2 separate regions of the Homo sapiens genome follow, and region 2 is linked to region 1. A link is a loop called in an ENCODE intact Hi-C map of the cell type or tissue named here. Cell type or tissue: heart right ventricle. All regions are shown on one strand.

Region 1 (8,000 bases):
GTAATCCCAGCACTTTGGGAGGCTGAGGCGGGCGGTTAGTCTGAGGTCAGGAGTTCGAGACCAGCCTGGCCAACATGCTGAAACCCCGTCTCTACTAAAAATACAAAAAAAAAAAAAAAAAAAAAAATTAGCCGGGCCTGGTGGCGCACACCTGTAATTCCAGCTACTCAGGAGGTTGAGGCAGGAGAATCACTTGAACCCGTGGGACGGAGGTTGCAGTGAACTGAGATCATGACACTGCACTCCAGCCTCAGTGACAGTGAGACGCTGTCTCAAAAAAAAAAAAAAAAAACAATAAACATTACATTCAGGATAGTAATTACTTTAGGAGGCTGGGAAAGGGTAAGTAGTTAGTTTCAGCTATATCTAAAATTTATATATTTTTAAACTATTTACAGTATTTTGAAAATTTTTAAATCTACAGAAAAGTTGCAAGTTTAGTACAATAAGAAAAATACAGACCTTGGCCAGGTGCGGTGGCTCATGCCTATAATCCCAGCACTTTGGGAGGCTAAGGTGGGAGGAATCCTTGAGCTCAGGAGTTCGAGACCAGCCTGGGCAGCAAAGCAGTTTTCCATCTCTACAAAAATTAAAACATTAACCAGGTGTGGTGGCACACACCTATAATTCCAGATACTCAGGAGGCTGAGGTAGGAGGACTGCTTGGGCCTGGGAGGTCGAGGCTACAGTGAGGCAAGACCACACCACTCTACTCCAACCTAGATGACAGAGTGAGACCCTGTCTCCAAAATACACACACACACACATATATATATATAGTTTGTGTGTGTATATATACAGTATGTGTATATATACGTTATTTTATATAATATGTATGTTATTTTCTTGTATATGTGTGTGTATATATACAATATATATATATATACACACGCACACACATCCCTTACTAGATTCACTAATGAATATTTAAATTTATATTTCTTAAAAGAGATCTGAAGCATATATGTTAAAATCTGTTGGAGATGGCTGGTGGGCACTACACCCTTACCAGAATGACTAAAATTAAAAAGACTGACAATACCAAATGTTAGTCCAGATGCTAGTAAATAAATGAGTTAGCAGTTAGTAAGAATGTAACTACAATTTATTGCTGTTCGGAGTATAAAATGGTACTACCACTTTAGAAAATGAGAGATAATGGCTGGGCGTGGTGACTCACGCCTGTAATCCTAGCACTTTAGGAGGCTGAGGTGGGCGGATCACCTGAGGTCAGGGGTTCAAGACCAGCCCAACATGGCAAAACCTCGTCTGTGCTAAAAAAATTCAAAAATTAGCCAGGCGTGATGGCACATGCCCGTAATCCCAGCTACTCAGGAGACTGAGGCAGGAGAATCGCTTGAACCCGGGAGGCAGAGATTGCAGTGAACTGAGATTGCGCCACTGCATTCCAGCGTGGGCGACAGAGTGAGACTGTCTCAAAATAAAAAAGAAAGAAATAAAAAAAGACTGGCAATACCCTCTAAAGCTACAAATACATATATATTTTTCTGTCTGGCAGCAATTCTATTCCTGGATATATCCCTAAGAGAAATACATACTTGTGTCCACCAATGTTAAGAGCTTTACTCATAATGACAAGAAATGAAAACAACTCAAATGTCTATCAACAATAGAATGGACAAAAATTATGCTATATTCATACAACTGAATCTGCACAGCAACGAAAAAGACCAAACTACTGGCCAGGCACAATGGCTCACACCTGTAATCCTAGCACTTGAGGAGGCTGAGGTGGGCAAATCGCTTGAGCCCAGGAGTTCGAGACCAGCCTGGGCAACATGGCAAAATCCCTTCTCTACAAAAAATACAAAAATTAGCCAGGCATGGGTGGTGTGTGCCTGTAGTCTTAGCTACTCAGGAGGCTGAGGCAGGAGGATCACTTGAGCGTGGGAGGTTCAGGCTGCAGTGAGCCGTGATCATGCCACTGCACTCCAGCCTGGGCCACAGAGTGAAACCCTGTCTCACAAAAAAAAAAAAAAAAAAACAAACAAATTACTACCAACAAAATGGATGAATCTTACAGACATAATATATAAATAAAAGGGTGTGTATCCCTTAAAAGACGGTTGGTGCATTTAGGGATCTTTGTCATGTAATTATCTCTACATTAAAATATTTTATAATTTAAAAAAGAAAAAATACATCTATTGGATCTAAAAATTCAACTCATGGAAATCTACCCGAAGGAATATCTGAATTACTAAAAATACATTCACACAATATATTTTTTTTACAATTTATGTAAACTGTAGAAAAAATTAGAAAAGGGTCAGTATCTTACAAAAGGGAAATGGCTAAACTTATGGTATGCCTGCAATGTAACACTGTACACTTATTTAAAATGATGTTTACAAAGAAATGTAATAGGGAAATGTCATAGGGAAAACATAGCACAATTTAATCAAAATATCAGGAAAAGTAGAATACAAATTGTAATATAAAGTGTGAGCTGTCATTCTGGATCTTTTGGCTAAGATCAAGTGCACACTGTAATCTCAATCATATTTTATAGAATGATAATGGTAGAAATTTAAAAATACTGTGATTCCTTTTTTTTTTTTTTTTTGAGACAGAGTCTCGCTCTGTCACCCAGGCTAGCGTGCTGTGGTGGGATGTCGGCTCACTGCTCACCTCCCGGGCTCAAGCAGTCCTCCCGCCCAGGCCTCCTTAGTAGCTGGGACTACGGGTATGCACCACCTTGCCCAACTAATTTTTGTATTTTTAGCGGAGATGTAGTTTTTGCCATGTTGCCCAGGTGGGTCTTGACCTCCTGGCCTCAGGTGATTCTCTTGCCTCTGCCTCCCAAAGAGCTGGGATTACAGGCATGGGCTACCACACCCGGCTACTGTGATTCCAATTTTACCTGTTTACGTATATACAAACATGTATACACATCCAGGGTGAAAAAACACTAAAATGTCATACACCAAAATATTGATAGTGACTACCTATGTATGTCATGATAATAAATGTTTTGTTTGTATTCTCCAATGTTTCTACAAAGTATACGTATTACTTTTATTTATTTGAGATAGTCTCACTCTGTTGCCCACCCTAGAGTACAGTGGCACGATCTTGATCTCGGCTTATTGTAACCTCCACCTGCCAGGTTCAAGCAATCCTCCCACTTCAGCCTCCTAAGTAGGTGGGAGTGTAGGTGCCCACCACCACACCCAGCTAATGTTTGCATTTTTAGTAGAGATGAGGTTTCACCATGTTGGCCAGGCTCGTCTCAAACTCTTGACCTCAAGTGATCTGCCCACCTTGGCCTCCCAAAGTGCTGGGATTACAGGCATGAGCCACCAAGCCCGGCCTGTATTACTTTTATAATCAGAAAAGAAATCAGGCTAGGTGCAGTGGCTCACACCTGTAATCCCAGCACTTTGGGAGGCCGAGGCAGGAGGATTGCCTGAGGCCAGGAGTTCAAGACCAGCCTGAGGAATACAGCAAGACCCTGTCTCTACCAAAAAAAAAAAAAAAAAATTAGCCAGCTGTTGTGGCATACACCTATAGTCCCAGCTACTCGGGAGGTTGAGGTGAGAGGATTGCTTGAGCCCAGGAGGTTGAGACTGCAGTGAGTGAGCTATGATCGTGCCACTGCACTCCTGCCTGGGCTACAGAGTGAGTCTCTGTCTCTAAAATATAAATAAATAATGGTGGTTTGTTTTTTTTTTGAGACAGAGTCTTGCTCTGTCGCCTAGGCTGGAGTGCAGTGGTGCTATATTGGCTCACTGCAAGCTCTGCCTCTCGGGTTCACACCATTCTCCTGCCTCAGCCTCCCGAGTAGCTGGGTCTACGGGCACCCGCCACCACGCCCGGCTAATTTTTTGCATTTTTAGTAGAGACGGGGTTTCACCGTGTTAGCCAGGATGGTCTTGATCTCCTGACCTCATGATCCGCCCACCTCAGCCTCCCAAAGTGCTGGGATTACAGGCGTGAGCCACCACGCCCAGCAATAAATAATGGTTTTAAGGTATGAAAAATAAAATGACTAGCAGTAAATACAAGAGAATATTAACAATGGTTGTTTCTAGAGTTGAAATTTGGGAAAGATTTTTTTTTAATTTTATGAATTTTCCAACCATCTATATTGAGCCCATATTGTTTTAGAATTCAAAAACGAATACATTTCATTTCTAAAAGTGTGTAATACAATTCCACAATCCTAGAGGACAAACTATCCCTGCCACCACAGTCCCCAGAACCCTGTCTGTTTGCATTAGCATAGGGTGATAATGCTTCAAGTTCAGTAACTGGCTGAAGTCACCATCTGCATGGAAGTATTAAGCAGCAACACCCCCCCACACCCTCCCCTTCACCCCCTCACCCCCCCGCCACCGCCCCCGAGCCCTGGCTGCTTGTCCTGGCTCAGTGCCTCGGCTTTGCTGGGAATGCCAAGGACTTGGAGGGATCCTGGGTGATTATAAAGAGCCAAGGCAGCAGGGGCCAGTGCAAGACACTTTTATAACTGTCATTTTGCTTGATTGAAAGGAAAAATAATGCAATCTCATCCTGGTAATTTGATACTTCATCCAGCATGTTGAGAATTTCAAACGTCCATGACACTGAGCTTATGAGAATCGCATGGTTTTCAAAAATGCGGGCCGTGAAATCCAGAGGATCTGAGTTTGAGCCCTGACTCTGCCACCTGCTGGCTGTGTGACTCTGTGTGTTGTGTCCCTTAATTTCTTTAATCTTCACTTTCTTTCAAATGCTAATGACATTATTATCTATTCTGAGGACTATTATTATTATTATTATTTTGATGTGGAGTCTCACTCTGTTGCCCAGGCTGGAGTGTAGTGGTGAGGACTATTATTATTATTATTATTATTATTCTTTTGACATGGAGTCTCACTCTGTTGCCCAGGCTGGAGTGTAGTGGTGAGGACTATTCTTCTTCTTCTTTTGACATGGAGTCTCACTCTGTTGCCCAGGCTGGAGTGTAGTAGTGTGATCTTGGCTCACTGCAACCTCCACCTCCCAGGTTCAAGTGATTCTCCTGTCTCAGCCTCCTGAGTAGCTGGGATTATAGGCGCACATCACCAGGCCCGGCTAATTTTTGTATTTTTAGTAGAGACGAGGTTTCACCATTTTGGCCAGGCTGGTCTGGAACTCCTGACCTCAGGTGATCCGCCTGACTAGGCCTCCCAAAGTGTTGGGATTATAGGCATGAACCACCACACCCAGCCCCAGAGGACTATTATGATTAAATGAGATAAAGTATGGCAGCCCATAGGAGGTCCTCAGTACAAGTTAGTATCATCATCATGATCATCATCCTTCTTGGGTTGAAGCAACGTGTTAGCTGATATTTTGAGTGCTGACTCTTTGAGAATTTACCAAATGAAGTCTCCAAATCAAAACCAAAAACCTATTAAAATGACATTGACCTGTAATCCTAATGTGTCTGGAATGTATTCCTTCTGGTGGGTTCTTGGTCTCTCTGACTTAAAGAATGAAGCTGTGGACCCTCGCAGTGAGTGTTACAGTTCTTAAAGATGGTGTGTCCGGACTTTGTTTCTTCAGATGTTCAGATGTGTCTGGAGTTTTTTCCTTCCGGTGGGTTCACGGTCTCGCTGACTTCAGGAGTGAAGCCGCAGACCCTCGCAGTGAGTGTTATTGCTCACAAAGGTGGTGCAGACCCAAAGACTGAGCAGCAGCAAGATTTATTGTGAAGAGCGAAAGAACAAAGCGTCCGCAGCGTTGAAGGGGACCCAAGCAGGTTGCCACTGCTGGTTGGAGGTGGCCAGCTTTTATTCCCTTATTTGTCCCTGCCCATGTCCTGCTGATTGGTGCGTTTTTACAGAGTGCAGATTGGTGCGTTTACAAACCTTTAGCTAGACACAGAGCGCTGACTGGTGAGTTTTTACAGAGTGCAGATTGGTGCGTTTACAAACCTTTAGCTAGACAGAAAAGTTCTCCAAGTCCCCACTCCATACAGGAAATGCAGCGGGCTTCACCTCTCACTAACACTTTGGGAGATTGAGGCAAAAGGATTGCTTGAGCCCAGGAGTTCAAGACCAGCTTGGGCAACATAGGGAGATCCCATCTATACAAGTGATAATTAAAAAATTAGCCGGGAGTGGTGGCATGTGCCTGTGGTCCCAGCAGCTCAGGGGGCTGGGGTGGGAGGCTTACTTGAACCCAGGAGGTTGAGGCTGCAGTGAGCTATGACTGGATCACTGCCCTCCAGCCTGAGTGGCAGTGAAATCCTGTCTCAAACAAAACAAAACAAAACAAAACAAAACAAAACAAAACACCACACCATTAAAATGACATTGAGTAGAAAAATTAGATCTCTCATACCATGAATATACAATGTTGCAACCTCTTTGGAAGATGGTCTGGCAGTTCCTCCCGGGAGGTGGAGGTTGCAGTGAGCTGAGATCGCACCGCTGAACTCCAGCCTGGGCAACAGAGCGAGACTGTCTCCAGAAAAAAAATAGAAAATATCCGCAATCTTGGGGAAAAAAAATCGTAAAAGATATAAATGGGTTTGGAAGGTAGAACAGAGTTCCAGAAAGCATAGTATGTATTCCTCTTAAAGGAGGCTTGAGAGAGAGAAAAGAAGTTGAGGAAATATTTGCTCTCAAGACTTAGGACCTGAAATCCCCTATCTGTTATAGAGCTGGGAGCTGCTGCTTCTCCATGAAGTGCTTGAGGAGTGGGATCAGGTGTGTGAGTTTTGCAGGGGCATGAAGCTTTTACCATAGGAGCTTAGAGCACATGCTATTTGAGAATGGGTAGGGTATCTGAGAAAAATCCCTGGGTTGCATGCGTATTCTCCCTCTATTATAGAATTGTCTGAGTTTTTTTGTGGTTTTCTTTTCTCTTTTTGATGGAGTCTCAATCTGTCCCCCAGGCTGGAGTGCAATGGCGCGATCTCGGCTCAGTGCAACCTCCGCCTCCCAGGTTCAAACGATTCTCCTGCCTCAGCCTCCCAAGTAGCTGGGATTACAGGCATGAACCACCACGCCTGTCCCAAGTAGCTGGGATTACAGGCATGAACCACCACGCCTGGCTAATTTTTCGTATTATTGGTAGAGATAGGGTTTCACCTTTTGGCCAGGCTGGTCTTGAATTCCCAACCTCAGCCCAATCTGCTCACCTCAGCCTCCTAAAATACTGGGATTACAGGCAGCATTGACTGTTTTTTGTTTGAGAGGGAGTCTCGCTTTCTCGCTTTGTCGCCAGGTCAGAGTGTAGTGGCGTTATCTCGGCTCACTGGAATCTCCGCCTCCCAGATTCAAGCGATTGTTCTGCCTCAGCCTCCCCAGTAGTTGGGATTACAGGCATGCACCACCATGCCCAGCTAATTTTTGTATTTTTAGTAGAGACGGGGTTTCACTAAGTTAGCCAGGATAGTCTCGATCTCTTGACTTTGTGATCCGCCTGCCTCGGCCTCCCAAAGTGCTGGGATAACAGGCGTGAGCCACTGCGCCCAGCCCGCATTGTCTGTTTTTTTAAAGCTGATGTTTATTGCGTGGTTACTATGTGCTGGGCACTGTACCAGATTTATCCTTCTTCATTCTATGCTGTAGTATCCTGTGAGACAGGGGCTGTAGCTCAGAGAGTTTGGGTAAGTAAATTACTTGCTAACACATGGCAGAACCAGCATTCAAACTCAGCCAGCCAGTCTCAAAGCCTAAACACTTCGCCACATCCCACATCACCTCTCAAAGGTGTTTCAAGAAACCACCATGGCAGTGCCCATGAAGAGGGATTTATAACCTCAACCTGATCATATTCAAAGTCAGATTCACTATATCAGCCCCCATACCTGCTCCATCCGAGTTGGAAATCTCAGTATATCCTTGGTACCTTATTCTGCAACATCCCAACACTCTCTGCCACAGTCAGTCAACAAATCCTATTGACTCTATTTTGGAAATAGCTCCCAAATCTGATTCTCCTCCTCCTTCCTACTGCCTAAGTTAGCTCAATTTTGCATCATCTCTGACCTACACTGTGGCAAA
Region 2 (8,000 bases), 190 kb before region 1:
TCAACACTAAATAATTTACCCTCTCCCATCTAAATCACTGTCATCTTCTCTTCAAAGTTGTTAACTGAAGTTTGGAGGTCACCCATTGTTCTTATTTTGAAATTGAATGTGTGCCCTTGAATTAACCTGACGTAACACTTCTTTCCTCTGTATTAGCAGTGCCACACTCTGCTCTATGTTTATAACCTACCAGCAAATAAGGATGGCAAGAGCGTCAGCAACAGGCTCAGACGCCTGTCCGATAATTGTGGTGGGAAAGTGCTGAGTATCACAGGCTGCAGTGCAATTCTCCGCTTCATAAACCAAGATAGTGCAGAGCGCGCTCAGAAGCGAATGGAAAACGAAGATGTCTTTGGTAATAGGATCATTGTGTCATTTACTCCAAAAAATAGAGAACTCTGTGAAACAAAGAGTTCAAATGCAATTGCTGATAAAGTGAAGTCTCCCAAAAAACTTAAGAATCCAAAATTGTGCCTCATCAAAGATGCAAGTGAACAATCTTCCAGTGCCAAAGCCACGCCTGGAAAAGGGTCACAGGCAAATTCTGGATCTGCTACAAAAAATACAAATGTTAAAAGTTTACAGGTAATTTTGATACCTCTTGCTTTCTGAAGTTTATGGTAGGTTTGGTTTGTTTCTGTGTTTTACGTGCCCGCTTGCTTTTGGCGTGTCCCTTTTTGATTTCAGTGTTTGATGATACTCAAAGTCAATCGTTTTCTGTAAAGGATCTAACACATCTTGGGTACTTAAAATTTAAACCCCACTGTGCTTGTGTCTTTGAAGGAGCTGTGCCGCATGGAGTCAAAAACTGGTCATAGAAACAGTGAGCACCAGCAAGGTCACCTGAGGCTGGTCGTACCCACTCACGGTAACTCAAGTGCTGCAGTGTCGACGCCGAAAAACTCGGGGGTGGCAGAACCCGTTTACAAAACCAGTCAGAAGTATGTGAAACTACTCTTTCTCATAGCTGCTTCTTGAATGTGAAGGAAGACATATGACCTTTTGCCTTCAATTTTCCCCTTCTGTTAGAAAGGAGAACCTCAGTGCCCGAAGTGTTACCAGTTCTCCTGTAGAGAAAAAAGATAAAGAGGAGACTGTATTCCAAGTGAGTTACCCGTCTGCTTTTAGCAAGTTAGTTGCATCCAGGCAAGTCAGTCCTCTGCTCGCATCTCAGTCTTGGTCTTCTAGGTGAGTCCAGCTTCTTGACCCATGGGGGTGGTTACATGTAATAGGAAGGATTATGAAATAGTATGTTTGTTGAAAAGAATTCAGATAGTACTGAAATGCACAAAGTAAGTCTCCCATCACTCTTCTGCCAGTCCCCCTCTCCTCAGGTAATCATCGTTAACATTTAGGGGCAATGCTTTCACCATTTCTTCTTCCTCCATCTGGAAATTGTGGTAAGCAGAGGTCAGAAAGAGAAGCCTGTTGGAGAGTCCCTGGCCAGTGCAGGGGGGCATGTAAAGATGTCCCTATGTTCGCTGTGTTGAGGAAAAAGCCCAAACGAGCCGTGCATTGGTGGTTCTGATTCATATGGTTCTGTATAGGAAGCTATTTGGAAGTAAAGTTTTCTGTAAACCATGGTAATTATTTATCACTGTCTCTCACACCAAGGAATTCTTGATGCTTGGGAGACAGAGAAGCCGTAAGGCCGTGTTGCATTCCCATGAGCTCCTTTTAGCATTGTGTTTGTTCTGCTGAGTTGGTGGCAGATCACTGTAGAAAGTGACTATGGATCAGCCGGGCGTGGTGGCTCACGCCTGTAATCCCAGCACTTTGGGAGGCCGAGGCGGGAGGATCATGAGGTTAGGAGATCAAGACCATCCTGGCTAACCGGCTAACACGGTGAAACCCCATCTCTACTAAAAATACAAAAAATTAGCCGGGCGTGGTAGTGAGTGCCTGCAGTCCCAGTTACTTGGGAGGCTGAGGCAGGAGAATGGCATGAACCTGGGAGGTGGAGGTTGCAGTGAGCTCAGATCGCATGACTGCACTCCAGCCTGGGTGACAGAGCGAGACTCCGTCTCAAAAAAAAAAAAAAAAAAAGAGAAAGTGACTATGGATCTATAAAATTACATCTAAAAAGCCACATAAAAGTTTTCCTTATGTGCAGAAAGAACTGTAACATGTAGGCAAGAACGTTTAACTCTTTCAGAGACACAGAGGAGGTTAGACGCCTTAAATTGGTATCACAGGCTGATTTCCTAAGGATAATGCACAAAGCAGAAGGTTAATTCATCAGGACTGCCTCTAATTCCTGCCTTTAGCTTTAACCCAAAGGAAGAATATATATTAATTGGTTGGCGGTAATTAGGGGTCAGTAGATAGTACTTTTGACAATGTCTGAAATCAATGTGTATTTAAGATTAAAAACACAGCTGGGCACAGTGGCTCACGCCTGTAATCCCAGCCCTTTGGGAGGCTGAGGCAGGTGGATCACTTGAGGTCAGGAGTTTAAGACCAGCCTGGCCAACATGGTAAAACCCCATCTCTACCAAAAATAAAAAAAATTAGCTGGGTGTAGTGGTGCATGCCTGTAGTCCCAGCTACTGGGGAGGCTGAGACAGGAGAATTGCTTGAATCCAGGAGGTGGAGGTTGCAGTAAGCCGAGATCGTGCCATTGCACTCCAGCCTGGGTGACAGAGCGAGACTCTGTCTCAAAAAAAAAAAAAAAAAAAAAAAGATTAAAAACACATTTGAAAACCAAATGTTTGGTTTGGTTGTGTTGTGGAAAATCTGCTTCTGTATATAGTTTCAAACAAAGCCTAAATGATAAAATCTAAATATACAGAACAGTTTTTTAAAATAATGTCAATATGTGTGTTTTAAGCAGGAGTATGTCTCCAAACCTTTTAAACAGAGCATCCCCGCTTGCTTTCAACATTGCAAATTCGAGCAGCGAAGCCGACTGCCCAGACCCATTTGCAAATGGTGCTGATGTCCAAGTCAGCAACATAGACTACAGATTATCCCGGAAGGAGCTGCAGCAGCTCCTGCAGGAAGCATTTGCCAGGCATGGCAAGGTAACTTTTTCCCTCTTGTGCTTGCTTTGTTATACTCTCTGATGGAGTCTCTAGTCAAGAGGACCTAATTTGATATACATAACCACAGCCGGGATAGAAGTGTGACTGAACAAGTTTGAACTCCTTCCTTTTCCCTTTGGTCTGCTCAGGGTGGTGCTATAAATCCAGTTTTTACAATGTTAGCCCCAGAGAGCAAGACGCCTAGCAGTGAAAAGCTCTTGTCTTAGGCAGAAATTGAAATGGCAATTTGTGGCCAGGCATGGCGGCTCATGCCTGTAATTCCAGCACTTTGGGAGGCCAAGGCGGCCAGATCACCTGAGGTCAGGAGTTTGAGACCAGCCTGGCGAGTGAAACCCCGTCTCTACTAAAAAAAAATTAGCCGGGCGTGGTGGTGCACGCCTGTAGTCCCAGCTCCTTAGGAGGCTAAGGCAGGAGAATTGCTTAAACACGGGAGGCAGAGGTTGCAGTAAGCTGAGATGACGCCACTGCTCTCTGGCCTGGGAGACAGAGTGAGACTCCATCTCAGAAAGAAAAAAAAAAAAAGGCAATTTGATAAGTAAAACATTGATGGATTTCAGTTAGCTCTTCCTGCTGAAATACAGGTAGGATTCTAAAATAATGTTGGCTGGTCTTGTTTATGCCTTATTATATTTGACTCATTTTTTAGGTGCAATTTTGCTAAAAATGCACCTTTTTAGTAGATTCTTAAAAATGGCCATGTCCTGGGTTTTGTAGAGTCTAGAAAAGACCCCAAACACTCTTCCCATGTGTTGGCCTCTGAGCCTGCCTTGGAAACCTGTGTGTGCCAGAGCACACAGGCAGGCCGGGCCAGTGTCACATCTCTAAAGGTCACCCTATCCTCACTTTCTTACGTCCTGGTCAGCAGAAGAGCAGAGTTCAGACATACTCCTTCATGGAAGCGCTGCAGTCGACAAATGTGTTCCTTCATGGTTCACCTTCAGTTTTAAGACGACAGGGTTCTGGGCGGACATAGCGTTTAGTTTTCGCTTTTCCTGTTGTAGGTGAAGAGTGTTGAGCTCAGCCCCCATACAGATTATCAACTCAAGGCTGTTGTGCAAATGGAAAACTTACAAGATGCGATCGGTGCAGTGAATAGCCTCCACAGATACAAAATTGGCAGCAAAAAGATCCTGGTCTCACTTGCCACCGGGGCTGCCAGCAAATCACTCTCTTTACTGAGGTAAGAAACAAGCAAGCTGTTTATTTCAGGAAATAACATTTGACCCAGAAACAATTTTAGAAATAATAAAAATAGATTCAATCACATTCCCACCCCCTTGTGATGATTGCATGTGGAATAATGCTTATTCTAGATTGATACAGTTAGAAACAAGCCATTTGACTCTTGTCTAAGTCATTAATCAAAGCTGGAATACAGCTTAAACTTGACAGGCACTTGGGAGTAAAATAATACGCAACATGTTCAAATAGGTTCTAAAAATAGTAGACCCCTACAATAAAAGTTTATAAGCCTGAAAAGTCTAAAATATTACCTTGAGATCTTAGGTAGAAGGTAGATTTGTGTGTAAAGACTAGATCTACAAATCTTCAAGCTCTCCATTTGCAGATATATCCTTAGTGTCAAATAGATACTCAGCCCCATAAGTCTACCTTAAGACTATCTCAGTCTCAAGCGTCTGGTGATGGTTTTATTCATAGTAAAATGTGATACTTCTTTGGGTCTCCCTGTTTCGGGGAGACTGGCAAAACAGGACCCACTCCTGAGTGTTTCCTTGGATGATCAGAGATCTTTTTTCTAACTTGTACTTCACTATTACTTAAATTACGAGTTACGGGTTTTTTTTTTGTTGTTGTTCTCAGAATAAAAATGATGCTTATTGAAGAAAATTTGGAAAGTTTAGAAACATAAAAGAAGCAGGGGAAAAAAAACCATCCACAGGCCTATGGCCCAAAGCCAATTGCACTTAACAGTTTGGCATCTTCTTTTAGTTTTGTTTGGATTTTTTCCCTTTGAGCGTTTTTTGGTGCCTCTGGTTTTTTAAAACTGTAGTTGAGATTATGTTGTATTCAGTTGTGTATCCTTATCTATGGGAACGCCAATCACATATATCTAACAAACTGCAGTGTGGCAGGAGATATTTAAGCTCTTCTCCCTTTTGCTCTGAATTCATCATGCTTTTCTGCTCCACTGGTGTGGAAAACCCTATGATTGATACTAATTCTACTGTGTAACGTAATCTTCTTTCATTGCCTTGTCCCTAAAATCCTTTCTTTAAATTTTTCTGGAAAATACATTCTGACATACCAGAAATCCGTAAATTTATTTTGCATATGCACTGGGTTAATTTTATGAACTCTGTTTATATAACTTGTAATATGGAGGAAATGGTCTGTTCCCTAATCAAACTTCTGTTTTACAGTGCAGAAACAATGTCTGTTCTTCAGGATGCCCCTGCCTGTTGCCTGCCTCTGTTTAAATTTACAGATATCTATGAAAAAAAGTAAGTTAGGTATATTTTTTCTTTATCCAGTCAGTACTGATTGGTGGCTTACATGCACAAAACCATGGTAATGACTCTTGAGGAACTTCAGCCTGGTAGAGGAGAGGAGACAGAGACACTGGCATTCAGATTTACATGTCAATGAATGTTTAGCAGACAGTTTTAAAACGTCTTTTATTTTTAACAAAGTTAGACCTTTGGTCCTCAGTGTTGTGCTTATTTTTCCCCTAATTGACTAGCTTTAGTTTGTTTTTTTTGTTTGTTTGTTTGTTTTTTAATTTTTTTGGAGACAGAGTCTCGCTCTGTTGCCGAGGCTAGAGTGCAGTGGCACAATCTCAACTCACTGCAACCTCTGCCTCACAAGTTCAGGTGATTCTCATGCCTCAGCCTCCCGAGTAGCTGGGACTACAGGCATGTGCCACCAAGCCTTGCTAAGTTTTCGTATTTTTAGTAGAGACAGGGTTTCGCCATATTAGCCAGGCTGGTCTTAAACTCCTGACCTCAAGTGATCTGCCCACTTTAGCCTCCCAAAGTGCTAGGATTACAGGTGTGAGCCACTGCGCCTGGCCAAGTTTTAGTATTTATTGGATGAACATTTTTAAGCACTAGACTATAAGCTCCAGGACAGCAGGGACTAGCTCTGCCATAATACTGTATCCTAAGCACCCAGCCCATAGTAGATGCTTAGCAGGGACTAGTGAGTACAAGACCAAGGCACTGCAGAGAAGGCAGAACTGGGCAAGACTTAGGTCTTGTCCTTGAGGAGCTTATGTCTAGCGGGAAGAGAAAATGCTCGTGAATCCTTATGGACAGTGAAGAAAACTGATTGGAAAGGAGGAGAAAAAGCTTTGAGAACACAGAGGAAGGGAAGAACAAGGAACTTGGCCATTATCCCACAGGTAATAGGGAGCCACTGAAGTGCTGGAGGAAGGAGGGGAGGGGAAAGGTGTGGTGATGGGAATCATGCTGCAGGAAGACTCTTCTCGTAGCAGTGGTGTCTGAGAGGGCAGGAACAGGGGAGAGAAGGAGGCAGAGAGGGAAAGTAGCTACATCAGTCCAAATTCAGAGCAGATACTGTTGGGACAGAACTCGATGTTACAGAAATGTCAAAATGTCAAATGTCATTGAAACTAGAGTGGGTAACTAATTTTTTTTATTAAAAACAATTTTTATTGAGCCAGGGTCTCACTCTGTCACCCAGGGTGTAGTGCAGGGGCACGACCCTAGGTCATTGCAGCCTCAGACTCCTGGACTCAGATGATCCTCCCATCTCAGCCTTTTGAGTAGCTGGGACCACAGGCATCCGCCATCCTGCCCAGTTAATATTTTTTAATTTTTGTAATGAGGGGGTTTTGCTATGTTGCCCAGGGTGGTCTTGAACTCCTGGCTTCAAGTGATTCTCCCTCCTAGGCCTCCCAAAGTGCTGGAATTACAGGCACGGGCCACCACGTCCAGCCAGAGTAACTAGTTTTATGTAGCAAGCAAGGTAAAAGGGAGAGGTCATTTTGATTCTGAGTGTTTTGCCTTGCATGACTGGGATGATGGTTGCACAGTTAAACTGGAAATAGGGAAATAAAGCATGGCAAGGAGGTACAGCAAGTTTTTGGTCTTGGTTTTGGACATTCAGGTTTTAGGGGCCATTGGAGTAGCTGGGTGGAGAGGTCACATAGTCTTCTGCACATTGAGGGACTTCTTTGGGAGAGAAGTAGGCTCTGGAGATAGGGCAGTCATTTGCCTTTAAGACGATTGGGACAGACTAGAGAGCAGATAAGGTTGGGAGGGGGAAGGAGAAATAGAGGGCAGGAATGGATGGAATGCCACCAGGGCCAGGGATGTGGGCGAGCACCCAGGATGTGTGCCAAGAGAGCACATCAGGAATGGGGGGATCCAAGGCCATGAGGAAATGCATGAGGTGTGGGGATGAGGCAGAGGCCGCTGATAACTTTTGAGTCATCACTACAGAGTCCTGTGGCTAAAATCCAGTAGGGAAGGGGCTGAGAGACTCGGGGGTAACACAGCAGAAGCAGCTCCTGAGCAGCTGGATGTTTCCATTACAGGGACAGGGTAGAGTACGAGACTGAGAATGAGAGTACAAGGGAGAGTGTGTCTCTCCGGGAGGTGGAAGAGGACCAGGGGCTGGTTTGGTAGATGGGAATCTGAGCATATGTAGGACACTGGGAAGAAAACACTGGTCAGACAGTGAGAAGACCAGGGAACACTTACTGAGCACTTACTATGAGCCAAGTTCTGTCCAGGCCTAACCACACTTAATCCTCACATTGACCCTGTGAGATAGGCGCTATCATCACCCCATTTTACAGATGGAAAAAGTGAGGCCCCGATTGGTCGTGGAACTTGACTAAGGTCACACAGGTTGAAGTGGAGTCAGGATGTGAACTCAAATCTGCCAGCCTCCAGGGCCAGTGCCTTTAAGTTCCAAGTAAGAAAGATACAGGTCAGGAGGAGAACTGGGGAGTCCAGTGTCAGAGGGTGT

The links. A loop is a pair of places that touch in the nucleus more often than their neighbours do. Peaks named below come from ENCODE experiments on the same cell type or tissue, not always from the same donor. Only the 100,000 strongest peaks of a DNase experiment are listed, where the experiment ranks them.
Region 2: it touches region 1 in a loop (6-fold over the local background); 5 of 110 quality-filtered maps call a loop at or near these places.

What each region holds. Positions count from the first base shown.
Region 1 is chr16:15,424,414-15,432,413 of GRCh38, reverse strand. All of the region lies in intron 1 of MPV17L-BMERB1 (MPV17L-BMERB1 readthrough), which reads right to left. Among named protein-coding and RNA genes, the nearest start is that of BMERB1, 6.2 kb to the left of the region's middle. In heart right ventricle, a CTCF peak has its summit at 4,663 (motif pointing left); DNase peaks (open chromatin) are centred at 4,393 and 4,653; H3K4me3 peaks cover 376 bases; H3K27ac peaks cover 1,168 bases.
Region 2 is chr16:15,617,957-15,625,956 of GRCh38, reverse strand. MARF1 (meiosis regulator and mRNA stability factor 1) reads left to right here. Exons shown (of 27, transcript NM_014647.4): 8 at 157-585; 9 at 784-941; 10 at 1,030-1,188; 11 at 2,834-3,023; 12 at 4,046-4,224; 13 at 5,426-5,506. Among named protein-coding and RNA genes, the nearest start is that of MIR6506, 11 kb to the right of the region's middle. In heart right ventricle, no CTCF peak of the experiment used is centred here; no DNase peak of the experiment used is centred here; H3K4me3 peaks cover 757 bases; H3K27ac peaks cover 4,077 bases.